Regions from separate parts of the Mus musculus genome. Here region 1 is linked to region 2. The links are chromatin loops, found by intact Hi-C in ENCODE. Cell type or tissue: left cerebral cortex. All regions are shown on one strand. Each heading gives the region's core, and the rest is flanking DNA. Links, peaks and the distances in the headings are about the cores only.

The links. Hi-C counts contacts between places; a loop is a spot of excess contacts. Peaks named below come from ENCODE experiments on the same cell type or tissue, not always from the same donor. Only the 100,000 strongest peaks of a DNase experiment are listed, where the experiment ranks them.
Region 1: a loop joins it to region 2, with 2.1 times the contacts of the local background. A loop is called at or near these places in 2 of 42 quality-filtered maps.

Annotation. Positions count from the first base shown.
Region 1 is chr10:86,435,974-86,446,364 of GRCm38, reverse strand. All of the region lies in intron 3 of Syn3 (synapsin III), which reads left to right. Among named protein-coding and RNA genes, the nearest start is that of Syn3, 58 kb to the left of the region's middle. In left cerebral cortex, for the core only: no CTCF peak of the experiment used is centred there; a DNase peak (open chromatin) is centred at 6,554.
Region 2 is chr10:86,380,333-86,390,723 of GRCm38, reverse strand. The region is part of intron 4 of Syn3 (synapsin III); the gene reads left to right. Among named protein-coding and RNA genes, the nearest start is that of Timp3, 85 kb to the right of the region's middle. In left cerebral cortex, for the core only: no CTCF peak of the experiment used is centred there; DNase peaks (open chromatin) are centred at 1,679, 2,549 and 4,242.

The DNA.
Region 1 (10,391 bases), core at 1,630-9,629, 55 kb before region 2:
TGGTTGCAAATCTGTACAGTCTCCCTCTGCTCCCACACCTACCCTCTGCCATGTCCTCTTGACCCCATATCTTATGATTCCCTAGTCTTTCCACTGCTGTCCCCAAATTGTCAAGGATCTACCTTGGTTGAGCTCATCCAAACGTTCAGCCAATAGTCTTATATCTCTATTTGTTTACTAATCTCCACTTTACTCTTCTTGCCAAAACCAGAGTGATCTGTCTTTGTGTGTGTGTGTGTGTGTGTGTGTGTGTGTGTGTGTGTGTGTGTACACCACTTCTGGGATCCTCTTCTCCCTTGCGTGAGAAAGGAGCCCTGATTTTGCTGCTGTGTGTGCGAAGAGCTGTCTTGGGGGCCGCAGGGGCTCCCTGAGTCTGTCTCTCATCTCCCCTGACAGCACTGAGAAGCAGATGCTTAGAGTGGTTTTTACGAAACTATGCTTAATGTGGGTTTTACAAATCCATACTCAGGACCTTATTCTTGCACAGCAACCCCTTTACCCACTGAACCGTCTTGCTAGCCCCTAGAGGGATATTTCAAAAAGAGTGAATTGGGACCTTTAATGACTTAGCTTCCTCAGAGACTCCCTCCTTGAGTCCTGTCTGAATCTGGAAACTTGGTGGTACTACTCTCAAAGCACCTCACTGCATCAGAGTACTTTAGCTATACATTTAGGGATGGATTATTTGCCTGGGGATAGGGGCCATGCCTGTTTGGATTTCATTCTGTTAAGTAGCATGGGTCCCAGCCCAAACTAGAACTGAAGGAAATATTTGCAGAATGAATAACTGACAGATTCCACACATTCTGGCTGCATGTCACTTTCCAAGAGTGATAAATCACTGCTTCTTATTCTTTCTTCAAAAATCTTGGTTTTCTGTAAACCATCTGGCAAATGTTTAGTTGCCAACCAAGCTGGACCTACCTCATCTCCTTTGTGGTAACTTCAAGGCATGCTTTCACATCCCCTTTGTATCTTAACACTGCCTTTGGCCCAAGTGGGAGGTACCAAAACTGTGTGCAGGAATGGGCACCCGATGGAGCTACTATAACCACCCAGGGATACTGGGAACACTTCAGGAGTCTGTGAGGGCTAGAATCATGATGGAAAATGTTGGCTGACTCGGACATTCTTACTTCTAGTCATGTAGAGCCAGAAAGTAAATTAGTCAGGAAACCAATTAGGATGTCATTTAGCCATTTGTCTCTGGAAGACATCCTTTCTCAAACTCTTTGAATGGCTTGTGTTTGGCCCATCTGGATCAATGGGTGGGTCTCATAAGCAACCCCAACCCCTTGGAAATTCACACTCATCCTCTAGCACTGTAAAGAGAAGTATTAGGATAAAAGCCACTGTTTAGTCTAAGCTGGCCTCTCAACGAAGGGCCAGATTAGCCAGATAATTGTGCTGTCTGGGCTTTGTTGGACAGAGTCAAAGAGTTAGTTGTGGTTGGCCTAGAGGAAGCCTCCACCCCATCTCTCCACCCTCTTCCTCACAATTCCAAAACCACTTGCCTGGCTGTATCAGAGCCAGGAATCCGAATGCCCAGGGAGGCAAGTAGAGAGTTGCTTCACTTTGCATCTGATTACCCAGCCGCCTCTCCAGGGTCAGACTGTGGCATCCTGGTGGGATTAGAGAGTATTTGGCCAGTATTTGGTTTGGTCTGCCAAGCTCTCCTGTTTGTATTTGAAGCCAGATAACTTTTCCACAGACACAAGTCACTCCTCTATGAGATCAAGAGGTAGGGTCTGTGGATGAATACATTAATGTTAAGTAGACCCACAGACTGAGAACGTTTTCTACTAGGACTGAGTAGCAGGGAACCCTGGGCCTGGTCAAACTGGAAATGAAAAGAAGGGAGGAAAGGATAAGGGGAGCAAGAGAGAGAAAGAGAGAAAGAGAGTGGCCATATTCAGTCTTTTCTCAGTATTAATGGAGATATCAAGGCAGACAGAACCTACTCCAGCAATCTTAGAGAGTCTTACATCTGAGCACAGGAGACTCCCTTTGCAGTCTCTGTTCTTGAATGATTGAAAGGGAAATAGGTCGAAGTGTTTGGACCAACAGAGCCTGTACAGATTGAGGATCTTCTGGACCAGAAGTGTCTCAGATTTATTTATTTTCCCACATACATGATGACATATTATAGGAGGGAAGCTGAATCTAAATACAAAGTTAATTTCTGTTTGCCATGTGACATGTACACTGAATAGAGATTCTACATAATATTGTTAGTGCACCTATATCTTGATTATGACCTGTTGCTTGAGGCCAGGGCTGACATGGTAACCTTCAGACTTTTAGACAGGGAACATTTTGAAATTTAGATCTCTGGTTTAGGGGTGAGCTCAACATGTATGCTATATGAATGTGTATGCACATGTATGAGCACCTTCACTAGCATGTATATGTGTGTATGCTGGAGGTCAACAGACTGTATCTGCCTCTATCCATTTCTACCTTGTTTTGTTGTTTTGTGTTGTTGTTGAGGTATTTTGGTTGTTCTATTTGGTTTGGGTTCTGGTTTAGGTTTTGGTTTTTTTGGTTTTGGGTTTTTTTTTTTTTTTTTGGTTTGTTGGTTGGTTGGTTTTGGAGACAGGATCTCTAACTGAACATGGAGCTCACTGATTGGCTAGTCTGGCTGGACAATGAGTCCCCATCTCTCTCATCCTCCTACTCCTAGCTGTCTTTCTCCTCCTAGTGTTGCGGTTATGGGTGTATGTCTCTCTATCCACATTTTCTGTGGGTGCTAAGGGTCTGAACTCAGGTTCTTATGATTGATGACAAACATTCTAGCCCAGTGGCCATCTCCCTAAACATTTAACTTATTATTATTTTTATGCATACTTTAGTCTTTATATCATAATTGTCTATATATTCTAAGAAAGGTTAATACCTTTCTTACAATAGAATTTACCTGGTATGTATGTGTATGGGGGACCGAGGGGGGGGGGACATAAGATCTTACCCCACTGAGGAGCTATTGACACCTAGTGGCTAGTAAGGGTGGAAAAAAATCAGTTTTTTACCAAGATGTGACCTCTGGTAAGTTGACCATGCTGTAGTGGATGGCCCTGCACCCATGCTTATGTGGACAGCACTAATTGATTAGACTCCATGGATTTGAAAAGAAGGAAGAGGAGAATGGAAAAGAGTGGAGGTGATTATGATCAAAATACTGTACACATATGAAAGTCTAAGAAAATATGTTTTTAAAGAATAAACCTTAATTAACAGTAGATATTGATCATTAAAATAGGATGAAATTTTACGAAACGTGTCAACAAAATAAAGAAGTGGAAGTTTGAAGTTAGTTCAGCTTGACATGTTGGTAATTGTTTGGACACCAGAGTCAACAGAAAATGATGGATTGATATGTATATACATTGAAAGGAGTATATCTGATGGCTTGGGAAGGGCCCACACTTGACTTTATTTGATACCTCCTCAATAAGGATTTATTACATTTCATTGTCTGAGGACTTTAGATGAGATAGAGCATATATGCTGGATTCTGTTTGATGTGATCAAACTAAATGGATAAGCAATGTGAAGTCCCATTCAGAAACTCAGCTGAGATGAAACAGGATCAAAGAGGGCTAGCTTATTAAAATCTAATGTTTGAGGAGAACACAGCTCAGTGCTTATGGGTGGAAATGTGGGCTGATGACTGAGTCTGTGGCTGTAGGGAAGATAGATAGGAATGGAGATGGGAATTTCAGCTTCACCCTGCTTCAGCTGGGTCGACCATCCACCTAAAACATCTTCAAGTATCAATTCCCTTATCAGAGAAGTGAGGGTAATAATTGTAGCCCCCGGAGCTACACTTATTCTATGGACTAGATAATTAATATATTTAGTGTAATTTTCTGGAATGCTTGTTTGTGCTCACTAAGCTGCAGTTATGGTTCTTGCTATCAGTTTGATGCTGCTGCAGGCTTCATGATCTAGTGCAGCCTTTAGAATACCTGAATATGACAATCCATTCCTGCCCCCAATGTACCACTAGACAGACATGCTTAGAAAAGTATTCTAAACAGATTCAGGTGAGAGGTCCGATGGATGGAGCACTGTCTGCAACCTGGAGTGCCCTGAAAAATAGTTGGAACAGGAGGAGACCAAGGTCTATGAGGAAGAAGGAGAAGGTCAAGGAACCGGAGATGTCTCCAATTGGTCCCATTTCACTCACTACAAACATCTGCCACCCGAAGGAGTGTTAGTAATTTAATTTAGCCTTGTGATAACACTTTGAGATGGGCGCTTTGACTGTCTCCATTTAGAAGATGAAGAAATGAGAGCTCAGAAAGGTTAAACCATCAGCAGAAATGAGTAATGGAGAAAGAATCTGAGCCTGGATTTCTGTGTTCAGCCACCACCCTATATTGTTTCACTGAGGTTAGAGTTCATGCTAATGGTGCAGTCCTGCAGGGAGAGGGGTTTCAACTTTGTAAACAGAAGCCTAGAGCAATACAAATGATTAACGGACTGACCTGTGCTGTAGGTAGGGAGGGTATCTCCTGTGCTAGAAATTCTCTGGCAGAAACTGGGCCACTAAAAGGTGGGGAGGATATTTCACAGTAAATTAAAGTTAAAAACCAAAACGGAGTTCCATTAGTCTCTTTCTGAGCTGGCCTTCCTAACTCATGTGGCCTTGCTGAGTTCCAACATGGTGTGGGTTTCTGCAGTCTAGTGGATTGTTGGCCAATACAACCTGAGAGGGCAATGGGAGCAAAGACATTGAACGGGATTCAGAAGCCCTGTGAGTACTTATGGAGAATAAACCACACTGGGAACCAAAGTCAGTAGACAGAGCAACTTTACTCTGATTGCTCTGACTGAAGGCTTATAAAGTTTTTGGAGACTGAGGGCAGGAATACCTAGGATGGGCAAATGTCATTAGCTGGGACCTTAGGGTACCTGGAATGCTTCATTCACATGGGGACGAATTTCAGGAATCTCAAGTGCCACTGAACAGCTTTTACCAGAAGAAAGGGAATTGATAAACTAATTGAGACTATGTGACATTCCTCAGGTAGAGGTAAGGGTGTGTAGGCTTGGAATTCCCCACACAAGTTCAGAGAAGGAGAAGACCCACCGAAGAAGGGATGATCCAATATTGGCCAGAGCCTAGAGGCTATCCAGCCATGGTAGACTTCAACCTTAATTAGCAGAGTTTTCCCACACATTGTGTGGCCAGGACCAGAAGGCGCCCAAGGTGATGGTGCAGCCATCAACCTCATCTTCAGATACTTGCAAAATAGATCTTGGATTCAGGCGTGGCTTGTATGATGAATTAATGCATGGATAGAGGGTTGTGCTTTTGGCTTTTGGCTTTGATGAGCATATGAGCCTCCTATTGGATGGTGTAGAAGAGATTCTTTCTAAAAAAAAAAATTAAAGTCATGAAAACAACTGGGTCGGAGCTAAAAGGAGGATAGTATTATTCTGTTCCAGATTGTTTCCAATTAGAAAGGTAAAGGGCAGGGGAAGTTGAGAAGGCTGTACAATGGTTTTTTTTTTAAAGGTGTCTTTTGTTGGGAACATTTCTTCATATTATTTTGATGGCCCTTATGTTATTATTCAGGTGACGATGAAGGTTGTGAGATTGTTCTTGTTAAAAAAAAAAAGCTGAAGAGACACAAAGTGACATCTGTTGAAAAGCCTTCATCTACTTTTCCTCTAGACACGCTCCTTTTCCACCACATATTAATCACTGCACCACCACATACTCCTCGATGGGGGGATTTTCCAGAGAGGTTTCAAATGTACAAACGTATGCCACTATATGAAGCTGTAAAGTGTGTTCCTGTATGGTATTTGATTGGTGTCTGTTCAGCTCTGCTGTTAAACTGATATAACTTAGAGTTATCTGTGAAAAGAATCTCAATTGGAGGTATTTCCTAGATCAGATTGGCCTGTAAGCATGCCCATGGGTGTTGCCTTCACTGGTAATTTATCTATGGAGAGCCCAGCCTACTGTGGGCAGCACCATTCTCTAGGCAGTTGGTCCTGACTAGTTTAGTACAGAAAGCTGACAGTGTACCTGCTTACCATTCAGCAAGCACCATCCTTCCTGGTTCTTGTTGAGTTTCTTTGACTATAAAGTGGGTTCCTTGCTCAGAAGTAATGCTGTATGGAATATCAAGAAGTCCTTCTGTTGGGATCCTGCCTTGATTTCCCTCAGTGAAGCTGGAAATATAAGCCAAATAAACCCATTCTTCCTGTGGTTGCTTTTTATCAGAATATTTTAACCGTAGTGACAGAAATGGGAGTAGGACAGTCAGACCCAGAAGTGGTCCTAGCTATTTCAGAGGGGTGCAGTTAATAAGGATTTATTACAATAGGATCAAAAGGGGAAGTCACAACAACAAGCCACAACAATCTTCATTCATGGCGGTCACTGTCATAGCTGTCCAGGGAGAGCTTGAGCCCACATCCCCACTAGTGTTATGGGGACAGCTACAATCTGTCTAACTACTGTTGCTGGCAATGAAGCTTCTGTAACTAACATTAGAAGCAGATGGGCTGATGCCTCCTCCCCCACTTCAGTTCCTACATAAATAACACCAATTGGTAGAATCAAAGATGAATATATGTGGCAAACGAATGTGGGACATAAAGACTTGTGACTTTGAGCTCTCATGGTATAAAGAGAGAATCTGGAGGATGGATGTAGGGGTGAGTCGTAACAGTATCCGACACAATCTACTCCATTATCTGCCCAACATGCACACACTTTCTCTTGCTAATCTACACTCAGCTGAGCACTGATTTTTCCAATTATTTTTTCACAATTGTTTTGAGTCAGGTTATCTCTGTGTAGCTCTGGCTGTTTTGAAACTATGTAGACCAGGCTAACCTTGTACTCGGAGATCGGCTTGCCTTTGTCTTTTGAGTGTTGGGATTAAGGGCATGCTCAGTTGACAATTTAATTTAACTTAGAATTGTCCATGAGAAGTTGTCCATAAGCAGACAGTGTAATTTCATCCATATTGCCTAGAATGCTGTCATATGGACGTGTCAGAATTATTTTCCATAAATTTGCTATTGCAGATGATGCTACAGCTGTCCCTTAAGATTTTTGATAGTATGTCTAAGGTATTCATTCCTCCCAGGTGAGTGACTCCATCCAAAATTGGTGCCTGTAATGGATGCTGTAGTGTATGTTGAAGAATGAAGGGTTGGGAAGATGGCTCTGCAGTTAAGAGCATGCACTGCTCTTGCAGAGGACCAGACTTTGAGGTAGCTCCTATGGCAGACAAATCTCCCGCATAGGCTCCGCCGGTATTTGGATACTTGATTCTCAGTTGGTGGCACTGTTTGGGAGAGGTTTAGGTGGTGCCACCTTGGTGGAGGAAGTGTATCATAGGAGGCAGGCTTGGAGAACAAATGCCTCATGTCACTTTCTTGCTTTCCCAGTTTTGTGCTTGTATTTGAGGAAGGAGGTGAGGGTTTCCTGTTTCTGCCACTGGGCCTATCACCTGCTCTCTCATTGCCACGGACTCTTCTCCCTCTGAAATCATAAGCCCAAACAAACCCTTCCTTCTCTAAGCTGCCTTGGTTATGGTATCTTATCACAGTAACAGAAAAGAATCTTGTACAGAGTTCAGTTCACAGCAGCCAGATTGTGTGCGGCGAGGGGAGCTCACAACTGCCTCGACCTCCTCTTTTGGATTCCACAGGCACTAGCACTCACATGTACACATATATACAGATGTATACACATGTGTATGTGCAAACAGGCATGCACTCACTCACACACACACACACACACAGGGAGGGGCAGAGAATTTGAAAAATAAAAAATAAGTCTAAAAAGGAGAGACAGACTGGAGGAATTTTTCACTTCAGCTGTTAGACTCGATCTCAGAATCTCAGAATAGCCCTCAGCCCTCTTTTAGACAGGGAGCTTTTCTTTAGGAAAAGAGAGATGCCTGCTCAAGGTCATACCTCTTTCGTGGCTGCAGTTCCAGTCAATTCTATGAAGATCCTTGCCCCTCCGTTCCAATGTGAAGCAGCCATGAAGGCTGATCCCCACCTCACAGCTCCTTGTGGCACTGATAGTGACCTCTCCTGAAATGTCCACGTAGCTCATTTGTATTCTCCAGTCTGTTCTCATATTTTCCATGCCTTACAGTGGTGGCGCTCCCTAAAGTGTTCATTAATAAACTTCACTCAGGCCAGGGTCTATCTCAGATCTGCATCTCAGAGGATGTCAAACCTTCAAGAGCCCCATTTACAAAGTTGATAGGTACTAAGTACTTAATTCTCTAAGGAGGTCCTACAAATGATCTACAAGTCTCACCAGGGCTAGATTTCTAGGACTGTACTCAAGTCCTCGGTTCTGAAACCCATCCCATGTAGAACGATGGCTGTTCCTGGACAAGCACTGATGCTGAACTCTGAGGTATTCCATGACTTGATCTTCCTGTTCGACCTCCCTGGGTTTGAAACTCACCAGAGCTTGACATCTCTCTACAGAGCTGAGTCCGGCTACACTGATCCAGTAAGCCTTGTTTTGTTAATACAATCCTGCAAAATTTATTTGTTTGGCTTGGATTACCGTGACCTCAGATGTTCTGTTTTGTGTTATTTTTAAAAGTGTGCAGATCTCCTTTGGAGGCCCTTTTCTCTTCAAATTTAAGAAGCAGCTGGGAAATGGGGAGGGGTGTGGGGTAGGGAAGGAGAAAAGAAAAAACAGGTGGGCTGCTAGGACATAACCATAACCCATCAAGCCAAGGATGGTCTCTCTTCTTTACCGTGGCATTGATTTGTGTGGGTTTATAAGCTTCCTGGCTCTACCTGTAGGCCCATCAACTTAAGTGGAGAAACTGGAGAATGTGGTAACCGTAGCAACAGTAGCAAACTACCACTGAAGCAGGTCGCACAGTGAGTGCCTCTTGAGTTTGTGTGTCACCTCATTTAATCTTCAGCGATGACTGTTACCAAGAAAACTGAGGTTCAAGGGACGTCAGTGAATTCACCAGACATCGTCCCACAGCGTGTAAGCTACGTTTGAATTCGATCAGACTTAACCAAGGCAGAATCTTCGTCCATCAAAGCGCATGAGTCAGGATATGCGCTGATCTTGAATATTGTCATTAGAAAACATTTGGCCTTCCTCCTTGTGTCCTGGCTCCCTTGAGTACAGAAATCTCATCTTGCTCTTTTGATCCGCTGGATATGTTACACACTCGTTGGTGGTGTTCTTCAGCACATAGCTACCCTTTCCTGACTCACTCTAGTAGCCCTTACCATTGGATGTTTCTGGCTTGTGGTGGCAAAGTTCTGCTGTCAAAAGTTCCGTTTGTTCTTTTATTTCATCCCAAAGGTTACACTCACCCTTGACTTTAAGTACTTTTAAATCACACAATGAGTGTGAAAGCCTGCTCTATGGGGCTCCATTAGTGAGTGGACTTTGAGTCCCAGCTGTGCAACTTTGTATATGACTCTGAGGAGTAGCAGAACTTCACCATGCTACCAGTTCCTCATATGTGAAGGCCTGAAATGAGCTACCATATGTGAAGCACTCAGTGTAGAGCCTGGAGTAGAGAGAATGTTAGATTTACATTGAGTTCTTAGCCTGACCAAACAATCCGTGAGTGGTTTCCTATGTGGGTCCCCCCTCCTTTCCTCTTAGACCATTCAGCGATGGTAAAGATACAGCTTGGTAATTTACCTTTCTCTATGGCCATTCCAATTCACCAACGCATGCCTTGCCCCCATTAGATAAAGGAGACTCCAGTGGAAACTAGGGTGCTGTCCAAAAGGAGACATCAGCAAGCCCTTAGGTTTCTTGGAAGGTAGATAATATGTCTCATCTATACTGCACCTTTATTCAAGAGACACTCACTGGACCCTGCTTTATAGTGGTCTTCATGACATCCTTCAACCTCAAAGAGTTCATCATCTGGTGACTGCCATACATCATAGTATATGTTTCCCAGAGATTTCCCTGCTGTGGGACATTGTCAGTAACGGCTTCAGAGAAGCAGGTGATCATCTGGAATTTGGAGAAAAGAATTAAGGGAGAAATCAATAAACAGATGTGGACATCGGACCTTCCAGCTAAACACCATGGTTTATTTCTTAGCTTGTCACATATGGAGAAAAGATCAGATGATAGCATGCGTGAGAAAGGAATGTTCTGGTTGATTTTAGCTGTCAACTTGACATAACTGAGAGTCACCTGGGACGAAAGTCTCAGTGAGGGAATGTCAACATTTGGTTGGCCTGTGCGCATGGCTATTGGGAATTCTTAATTAATCCAGTCCAGTGTGGTCAGAACTGTTCCCCGGACAAGGAGCATAGAATATACACAACAGTATAGAAATGGGAGTTAAACTAGCCAACAAGCAATAATTCATTCATTTTTTTCCTTTGCTTTTAAC
Region 2 (10,391 bases), core at 909-8,908:
GGATAACTTAGAACAGGGCACAGCCTGATGCTTCAGGTAGGCATGGTAGAGAGATGCTACCACTCTTTCCTCACTCTGACTTCCGATCCCTAGCTGGGGCCATGCAGAAGCCAGAAAGCAGGAGAACTGTGTTGGTGCTGCCCAGAGAACTGGGTTTTACTGGGGCTTAGAATAGGGCGGGGAGTCAGTCTAGGAAAGACTAACGTATGAACTCTTCAGTGGACAGCCTCACTAAGCCCCTGCTTCTGAGGTCAGATTCTGGTATCCATTTACAAGTTTTAATTGATAGTTTAATCATCAGTCTTTGCAGTAATTAAATTCTCATTCTGCTCTCTGGCCAGCACACAAAACACAGGTCTGTGGGCTAACCGTATTGAGGTGCTTGAAGCACTCAGATCTTTCAGTTCCTAAGGAAATCCACTTGTTTCATTTAGAAAGCAGAGCAGGGGTCAGTTCAGGGCATGTTGAAATCATGTTCTGTGGATGGCAGGGCTCTTCTGAGCTCAGACTAGAGCCTGGCTCCACCAAGCAGTGAGGAAAGGGGGCAGCTGTGTTCACCCAGACAGATGGAATTGGAACTCCGAATGAGAGACACCAAGAATGCAAAACACCCAAGTAGGCAGATGTTAATGAGGCCCAAGCTCATTATTCAAGCCAGCTCTTAGTCTGTAGCATTGAGCAATTCTAAATCTCAGGCAGCCATTCAAACCACAGTGGCTGATAATGTGCATCACTCATTAGAAGGCCCAGACATCAGAGAGTTGGAGAGTGGGAACCAGAAAGCATCAGGAACCAAGAGCTCGAGGAAAATCATCAAAGGGTTTCAGATCCCTACACACACCCCCTACTCCAGGACCCACCCAAGCAGACTATTTGCTGAGAGAATGTGTGAGGCAAGAGAGAAATGCCTGAGTTTATCCTAGCTAGAAGGGGACAGTACATCGGATCATTAAAAAAACTTCAAATTGCCTCTCAGAACTGTCTGTGTGTCCCCTGTGGCCCTGGGCAAGAAGGAAGAGCAATTTGTCCGAGCCCCTTAATGTAAGAACTGGAGTCAGTATCCAACCTTCTCCAACTTTCTATCTGGGAACTCCAAACATTCCAGCAAAAAGGGGCAGGGCTGGGCATTAGTTCAGTAAGTAAAGTTCTTGCCCCAGCTGAGTTTGGATCACCAGTAGAGCAGAGTGTCTCTGTAACCCAGGCACTGGGAAGTGAAGACGGGGGATCCCTTGTTGTCCAGCCAGTCTTGCCTACTCAGCAAACTCTGGGACTCACTGAGAAACCCTGTCCCCCAAAATAAGGTAAACAGTGAGTGAGGCTCCTAGTATCAACCTCTGGTTCCGACTTGCATGGCACACACACACTCACGCAGGCACACACACTTTGTATGAATAATATTCCGTTGCTTCTTATTTCACATATGCTTACCCTAAGCATTGGATTTTAAATTCCAGGTAATCATTCACTGAGTGAATACTGAAGACCCGGCAGAGTCTGCAAGTGTGGCTCAGAACCCAATTTCCCCGTTAAGGCACCTACCTGTATGTGTGTGGGAAATTATTCTCATTGACTGGTCTAAAGATATCTACACCCCATGGGCTTTCCCGTCTCCCATTCATTCACACTAGAAGTAGAGGATAGAGCTGTGAGCCAAACAGCCCCCACGCTGATATTTAAGTTGTGGATATGTAGCCTCACAGCAGGTTCCGTGAGAGCAGCTGGTGTCTGAGGCAGAAAAGCACAGAAGCCTCTCCCAAGAGCTGACTGAAGCTAAATGAGACCAGAGTGAGCCCCGTGGCTCTGGAAGAAGAGCCTTAGCCTCTCATTTGACTTTGTGTGGATCCTAAATTCCTGTTTTGGGCCCCAGTATGTAGAGTCCAGGGCATCATGCATTCAACACAGGCGCTCTATCAACTGAACTTAAAAAAAGACTGACTGGGGCAAATCTCTCTACATGCTAGCCATGCTTTTTGAAACACTTCTATAAGCAGAGTCCCCTCACCCCCTCATTCTCTTTCCAGTTCTGCCACCAAACGTCCCCTTCTCGGTGAAAACATGCCAGACTGTAAGTTCCCTCTTCTCCAGGCCCAACGACATTGCTTCATGTCCTTCAGGCCTGCATATCTCTACTTGAGATGACTGATGGATAGACAGCCCTGGTTTAAGATAGTACCAAAAATGCAAACATAAGGTAGTTTGTAGATGTGCTGTAGATACGCATAAGATATGCTGGAGTGGAGTTTGATTTCTTGCACTCTTTTCTAGATCGTGAGATCGGGTAGACAGGGAGTTTCTCATGTCCCCATTTTTCCCCATCTATCACCTGTCTTGTTTTCAACACCATGGTGCTATGTGGAATGCACCCGCCCCTCCCCCCACAACCAGGTGCTCTGCTCACTGCTTGCCCTGTCTGTGACAGGTTCCTGGGGACAGTTGCCACCTGTTCCTGGGTTGAGCCCCTGGGTTGAGCTGTCCCTGAACACTCAGTTAGAGACAGTTTTTCTGAACGCTAGTCCCAGCTCCTGGCACAGTGCCTACCTTAGCTGATGTCAATCTACAACCAGCTGGCAAGTCCCACAAATGGCAGACTCAAAATTTTGTAAAGTAAATGACTCACCGCTGAGAAGACATGACTGCAGTTGGCACCAGGTGGGGGTTTTGTGATAAGACGCCACACTTGACCTCTGACCTTGAGAGGACATATGGTTTAGGTTCAGATGCTGACAGACATCACTGTCAGGTTCAGTGTAGAAGTCTCAGGGGAAAGAAGGCCTTGACTGTTATGGGGTAAGTTGCACAAGAAAAAGACAATGTGAGCTTAGAAAGAAATGCCAGGCCTGCAGCCCCTCATCTCCAGACAACAGTTAGGAACTCTGCCCTGGGAGAGCAAAACAGCCGCCAGCCAATCCCAGGAGGTGGAACAACATGACTTCTGACTCCAGCAACACAGAAAGGAAGGGAAAGAGTAGGACCTTCTGCCCCCGAGCCTGCCACGCCCACACACTTAACCAGTGATGTAGTTAGCTTGTTACTTTTTTCATGACTGTTTCAAAATACCTGGCCAAAGCAACTGAAAGGAGGGAGATTCAGTCCATCATTGGGAATAGCCTGTGGCTTTGAGAGCAGAATGTAGCCAGCCACGGTACATCCACAGTCAGATAGCAAAGGAGGCCGGGTTTATTTTAGCAATGGTGATGTATTAACAGCAATAAGAAAAATGAACTCTGGAAAGTTAGAGCAAACTGAGGGCCTGAGAGCCAGCGACTGGGCCTCTCTGAACCCGCTTCCTTGTCTGTAAAGCAGAGATGATGCGGCCAACTCTGCAGACTTGCCGATATGGTTAAAACAGATGACGTGGGGGGGTGGGGGTGGAGGGTGGCGGCAATGCCCTTGATAAATTATACAATGATGTTTGAGGTTTCCTGTTATATTCAGATGCTGTTTTTCTGGGATGTTTCTTTGTTTTGCTGATCGCTAATGTTTCTGTGTCGTTTGGCCTGTTTGCTGGTATTGTGGAATCGAAATCCTCACCTCACCCTCTGTAGAATTTCTCATGATGGTTCGGTAGTGCCTGGCAGTGCTCAGGGCTCTGAGGCTTAGACAACTTGTGCTTCACGGAAGGAGACTGGCTCAGAGGGAGGCCAGTGTCGAAGGGAAATATGGGGTATCCAAATGTCCTGGTTTCATTTCCTTTCTGATGATAAATTAGCCTGGAAAGAAACAACATAGGGGGGAAGGGGGATTTATTTCCACTTGCAATTCCAGTTACAGTCCATCGTTGTGGAGAAATCAAGGAAGGAAGTTCAAATAGCCACATCATATCCATCATAGCCAAGACCCCTGAGGACCTTATTTCTTCCATTGCTATCTCATAACAGTGTAACAAATGTCCTCAAATCTTTGTGGTCTAAACTCATGGCATTTTATTTTATTTTATTCTATGGGTTGAAAATCTGGGCAGAGCTTGGCTGGGTGGTTCTTCTGCTCAAGATGCGGTTCCCCGGGGCGATTTGGTTGGCTTGTGGCTTGGTAGTTCTGGGAAGCTCACTCAGCCTACCTTCTCCTTCTCTTGTTCCAGGGTTCTTATACGTGCTTTTGCTTCTGCGTGGCTGTGAAGCTTTCCAGTCCTGTGGGCTGGGCTTCTGCTATGGCAATTGGTTTTCAGTAGAATGAACCACACAGAGGTATCTGTGTAATTTCATTTCTGTTGCTGTGATAAAATACTCTGACAAAAAAGCAACATGAAGGGGAGGGGGACACTCAACTTACAACTCCAGGCTGCAATCTGTCATAGCAGGGAGGTTGTCAGAGTGACGGGAACCTAAAATAAGTCACACCCACAGTCAGGAGCACTGAGGAATGAATGGATGCGTGCTCACTTGCTTGTAGTACTCAGCTAGATTTCTCCACTTGTGTACAGCTCAAGACCTCCTGACTCAAGAATCGTGGGCTGTATTTTCCCATGTGAATTAGCTTAATTAAGGCAACCTCCCTTAAGCCAACCCAATGCTAATCATCCCTTATTGAGACTCTTCCAAAGTGATTCTAGGTTGTGTCAAGCTGACAGCTAAAGCTAACCACTACTGTATGTGTGGTCAGTGAAGTTATATAGCATTACTTTGACATTTTATATTAATTTTTTATCATATTCTAGTATCTACAGGTAGGCATAGGGCAAATCTAAATAAAAGTAGGTCCCTTCTCTTGATCAAAGTTGTAAAGAATTTAAGGGGCACTACCCTTCCATTCTTTCTCTAGGCAGTAGCTAGATGGGCTCTTTGGAAGCTATTATAGATTCTAGACGTATGTTCAAAGCCCTTTGGGGTTCCCTTTCTGCCCCATAGTGGTGAGGAAGTGGTGGGTATGCTCTCTCAACCTCCACACATGTGGGTTCTACATCCTCTTTCTGCCACCATCCAGCATGTGTGTCCCTTGCTAGTCTTCATCCGTCATACATTTTCTCTCCAATAGTCTTTGTATTTCCTCCCTGCTCCCTCCACCTGGGAAAGCTTTCTGCCGCACATTACCGTGGCTCATTCCCCTCAGTATTTTGGATGTGCTCATGTTACCATGCACTCCAAAGGGATCCCTTTCCCAACGGGGGCCTCTCTGCCCCTTTCTGCTCCCTGTTCTAGCAGCCCTCACCCCTGCTGCATTGTCTGTTTGCTTGACTCTCTCTCCCTCCAGTGCCAAAGCATCATCAGCTCGTGAAGGGCAGGTTTGGGGTCTGTCTTGTGACTCACTCCATCCCTGGTACTCAGAGCTGGGGCTGGTACCATCGTACTGAATGAACAACTTGTTCTTAGAGGCCGTTTGAAAATTCTAGAAGATCTGGAAGGACAAAGACCAAGTGATGTTCCTCTCTGCAGTACTGAGCTGCAAACCACAACTATTGGTTAAGTGCATGGTTTAAACCTTTCCCCTTGCTGGAAGTTCTGAGCATGCTTTGTGTGTGTGTGTGTGTGTGTGTGTGTGTGTGTGTGTGTGTGTGTGTGTGTGTGTATGCGTTTGTGTACACATGCCTGTGGAAACCTGTTCTTGTTTGCTTTCTGTTACTGTGATATAATAAACACCATGAACAAAGGTAACATGAGGGGACAAGGGTTTATTTCCCTTATATTTTCAGACCTGCCTTAGTTAATGTTTCTGTTGCTGTGACAAAATACCATGACCAAAAGCAACTTGGGGAGGAAGGGATTTATTTGGCTTATAGTTCCATATCAATGTCCATCATTAAAGGAAGTCTGAACACAAAATCAAGGCAGGAACTGACGCAGAGTCCGTGGAGAAGTGCCCTTTACTGTCTTGTTCCTAGTGGCTTGTTCAGCCTGCTTTTCTAACAGCATCTAGGATCACCTACCCAGGGCTGGCTCCACCCACTGTGAGCTGGGTCCTCCCTTATAAATCACCAATCAAGAAGATGCACTGCACCACAGGCTTGCCCACAGGCCAATGTAGTCAGGGGCATGCTCTCAATTATGGTTCCCTCTTCCCAAATGACTCTAGCTTGTATCAAGTTGGCATAAAACTAGCCAGCACAAGAACACAGTCTATCAATGAGGAAGGGCAGGGCAGGAATTCAAGGGAGGATCACGAAGCATAAACCATAGAGGAACACTGCTAACTGGCTTTCTGACTGGCACACAAAAGCTACTTTCTTATACAGCCCAGACTCTTCTAACTACAAATGATGCCTCCCTCGGTGGACTGGGTCACCCCACATCCATCATCAGCCAAGAGCAGCCCTTACAAACATGGCCACAGATCCATCTGATAGAGATAATTCCTCAGTTGAGGTTCTCTCTTCCCAGGTAACTCTAGGTTGTGTCAAATTGACAGAAAAAACAAAAACAAAAACAAAAAAACCCTAACCAGTATAATGCCAGAAGACAGCCTCAGCTCTGGTTCCCTGTGTACCGCCCACCTTGTTGAGACAAGATCTCTCAGAGACCGGCTAGACATGCTGACCCAGAGATCTACCTGTGTGTACCTCCCTAGCACTGGGATCACAAGCGTGCACACCATAGCTGATGTGTTGGTGTTTAACATGGGTTGTTGGGATTAAACTCGGTCCTTGTGCTTATAAGGCAGCTCTTTGCTAACGGAACCATCACACTGACCCTAAGTTTACTCTTAAGAAATTCCTAACAGCTATGGAGGTCTGCTCATTTCTTTGTTTGTTTTTTGATATAGGGCCTTATGGAACCCAGAATGGCTTCAAGCTTGCTATGTAGCTAAGGCTGACCTTGAACTCCTGACTCTCCTGCTGCCACCACATGAATGCTGGAATTACAGATGTGTGCCACTATGCTGTTTTATGGGATAGTAGGCTGTTGATCCCAGGACTCTGTGAATGCTAAGCTTTGCTCTCTACCAACTGAGCCTTATTCCAGTCTTAAAGTTGAGTTCTTACTGTTTGCTATGTCATCCAGCGAGCCAGAGAGCTACATTCCTCTCCTCGATGACTCTGCAACCCCCGCTTGGGGATTTCAGAGATAGGCAAGCATCTCTCCTGTCACTGTCCTCATACTACCGAAGTTCCACAACTTGCCGTGTGGCTAACAAAAGAGCACATGAGCCAGGACTTACTCCAGGCCTGCCTTGTTCCAGATCCATCCTTCTTGATCCAGTCTTACATGCTTCAGTCATGCATGCTCAGCCCAGTTCTTCAGTTAGCCCCTGTTCTCCACTTTCTGATTCTCTCCTGAGCCTGTGTTCTCATTGACACTGGGCAACTTGGTAAATATTTCTATGCTTCGGTTTTCCAATATACAAATCCAAAGGGACATCAGTATCTAACCTGAGGAATAGATAAAAGAATGAAATGGATTCCTCAGATTAAACCCTAAGCATGGTGTCTGCTGTCTAATGTGCTCTCTAGCTCCTCCCATGATTTATTTTCTCCAGAGCATTCAGATACTAAACTTGGGGAGGGTCACTCTGGCAAATGTTCTCTCTGCTCTGTCATCAAACAATAACTTTTTTTTTTCCTTTCTTGTTCTTTTTAAAAAAAAAAACTTAATATATAGCTATGGCTGCCGTGTGACTCCCTAAGTAGACCAGGCTGGCTTTGAACTTGATCTTCCTGCCTCTGCCTCCTGATGGCTGGGGCCTTACAGGTGGGTGGGGATTGTTAACTGCCCTATCCTTGCGTGGGGGGGTGGGGGTCAGCAAGAGCTTGTCACTATTCTAGTACTATATGAAGTTGTGATGCAGTTTGAGATCATACCGTTTGTTTCCCATTTGACAGCTTGTCTCATGTCCAGCTCGCTAAAGCAAGCCACAAGACTGGCTTCCATTGCCATCCACGGTGCTGGCAGAAAACTAGCACGATAAAGTCACTGGCTTTCTGAAGCCGTTCTGGGTTAGATATGAATGAATATTCATATGTAGTATAGATGTATATATACACATACATACACATACATATACATACATACATGCATTTATACATACATACATACATACATACATACATACATACATACATAGATACATACAGGAGGCTTGCATTTGCCTCCTGTCTGCACAGCTCACGCTTCCTTCCTTACCCAGATCCCAGAATGCACCTATTTGAACCCTGACTGTCTTTTTTTTTTCACCAAGTCAAACTCATTCTTTCCTCACACTTCCCAGCAGATATCAAGGATGGCAGAAGAGACAGGTAGTTGTGAAAGGTTGTCCAGCTTGTGTGCAGAGGCACTCAACACCATCCAGATGGGGCAGAATATGAACCGTCTGACTCTGCCCTTCTTTCCCCTTAGTTCACAGAGAGATACCTTATAGGTCAGAAGTAACAGCTTGGAGAAAAACTGTATCAGATGGGCCTGATGTGCCAACAGATGCTTTTCTTCTTGTGATCTGCATTTGCTAAGATGTCCAACCCTGTCCTCTCTCCCCTCTCCTCTAAACAGACATCACCATCCATCATCAGTGACTCCCTTTTGTCCTAGGCGTAGAGCAATTCAAGCAATCACTTGGACTAGAGCCTGACTTCTAGGGCCAAGAGCAAAGTTATTTAGGTTGGGAGATGTACCAGACGTGGATTCAGGTTTTCCCTCTATTTCATACACACTCCCTGACACTTGCTTCACTTCTCAGAGTTTCATAGGACAGTGCTTGTAAACACTGGGTATAGTACAGGCAGTCTTGATAAAGTCCTTGCCATGTGCCTTCCCCTATGCTGAGGACTTCTATAGCAGTTACTGCCTTTGATCCTCTGAACAATCAAGTTTTCAGACGAAAAACAGAGATGCTGCAGTGTCAGAGGTCACACAGCTGCTGAGCCCATGAGCCTGGGATCTGAAATCCATGCTCCACACTAACTCAGAAGCTTACAATGGAGGAATAAAGTTCAGCCCGACAGTTGATGAATCTGCAATCCTTGCTGTTCCCAGTGACGGTGTAGACTACCAGGAGCCCACATTTCCGAGTCCCTTATTCCCACTCATGGTCCTCTAGTGTCTGAGCACAGCATCCATGATTGAGGCTGACTTGTGTGCCCCTCCTCTCTAATGCAGACCCTGACAGGTACCTGTCCCAGCCAGAGGGACTGCCACTCCACATTGGCTTGTTCTCTGAATGCAATGGCAGGTCAGACCTGGGCCCATGGGCAGGGAGAGCTGACAGGTACCCAGGATTCGTGGGATTCATTTGATAAATGCTAAATCAACAGTGTTGGAGATTCAGGCCAGCATCCAGAGACAGCTGACCACTTCCAGCTGGGGAAACAAGCGGATTCCAAGGTAGAATCAGAGCGTCTTTTAAAAACTGGATGAAGACATTGTTTATTCAAGGTACTGGGAACGAACACAAAGATAAAAATGTGCAGAATGAATCTGCACTCTATCAGCAGGCAGCCCACTGAAATAATCACAGTCATCTGTGTGCTGTGAGGCTTCGCAGACACCTGCCTAAGGCAAGCTGTATTGCCCAGACAGGGATCGGGAATTCAGAGAGGGCAAGGTGCTTGTGCAAGGTCTCACAAGTAGGATTAAAGCTAGGTCTTAAGACTGTGACCCTGGCCCTTTGGGTCAAGGACAGTGTCATTTAATCTGAATGTTAGCAAGGCAGAAAATTTGAATTTGAGGTGTGGGTAAATCTAAGCACGGAGACAATGAAGACATCCTGAAAAAAAAACATCTCAAACCCTACCACTCAGTGTAGGACCACTCAGTGCAAGGTTCATGAGGAGTTTAATTGAAAGACAGGACATTCCCAGGTAGGGTCCTGGAAGTGCTACTCTAGGCTTGACTGGCCTCACCTCCTGTGGCCTTCTCATTATCCACCCATCTGTTGATCTGGAGGGAGCACCTGGGAAGTTGGGACATCAGTGCCACAGGCAGGTTCCAAAGTCCCAGCCCTCTGTTCCCATTCTGCCTGGAGCAAGGGCTCCACTCTGAGCTTCCTGTTAAACAGAGGTGTAGGGATACCATCTGCTAGTCCATCCTGCTAAGGTCGATAAGGTCCCCGTCCTTGCCTGTCATTGTGGACATAAAACAGATGTGCACCCTATAGCTTCCTGCCTATAGAGTTTTTTTTTTCCCTAACAAAAACAGACTTGAACCAAATGTGGCCTTCTTTAAAAGTCTGATTGCTTGAAATGGGACAGCCTGGGTTCAAAACCCGGTTCTGCCCCCTACTGTCAGGGTTGATGTTACACACGTTATGGAAAGTATTAGACATTCCTTTTCCCTTTGTAAATGGAAAGGAGACTAACTATCCCTTGTAGAGTGGTTGAGAAGAGTAAAAAGATACTTAGAAGGCTCCTGAAGAAACAAAACCAGGCATCCATGATTGATTTCTACCAAGGGCAGAGTGTATGGATAGCAATAGGGTCAGCATTGCCTCTGGGCCACACATGGCATTAATTTAGTGAGGAGCTGGGTGTG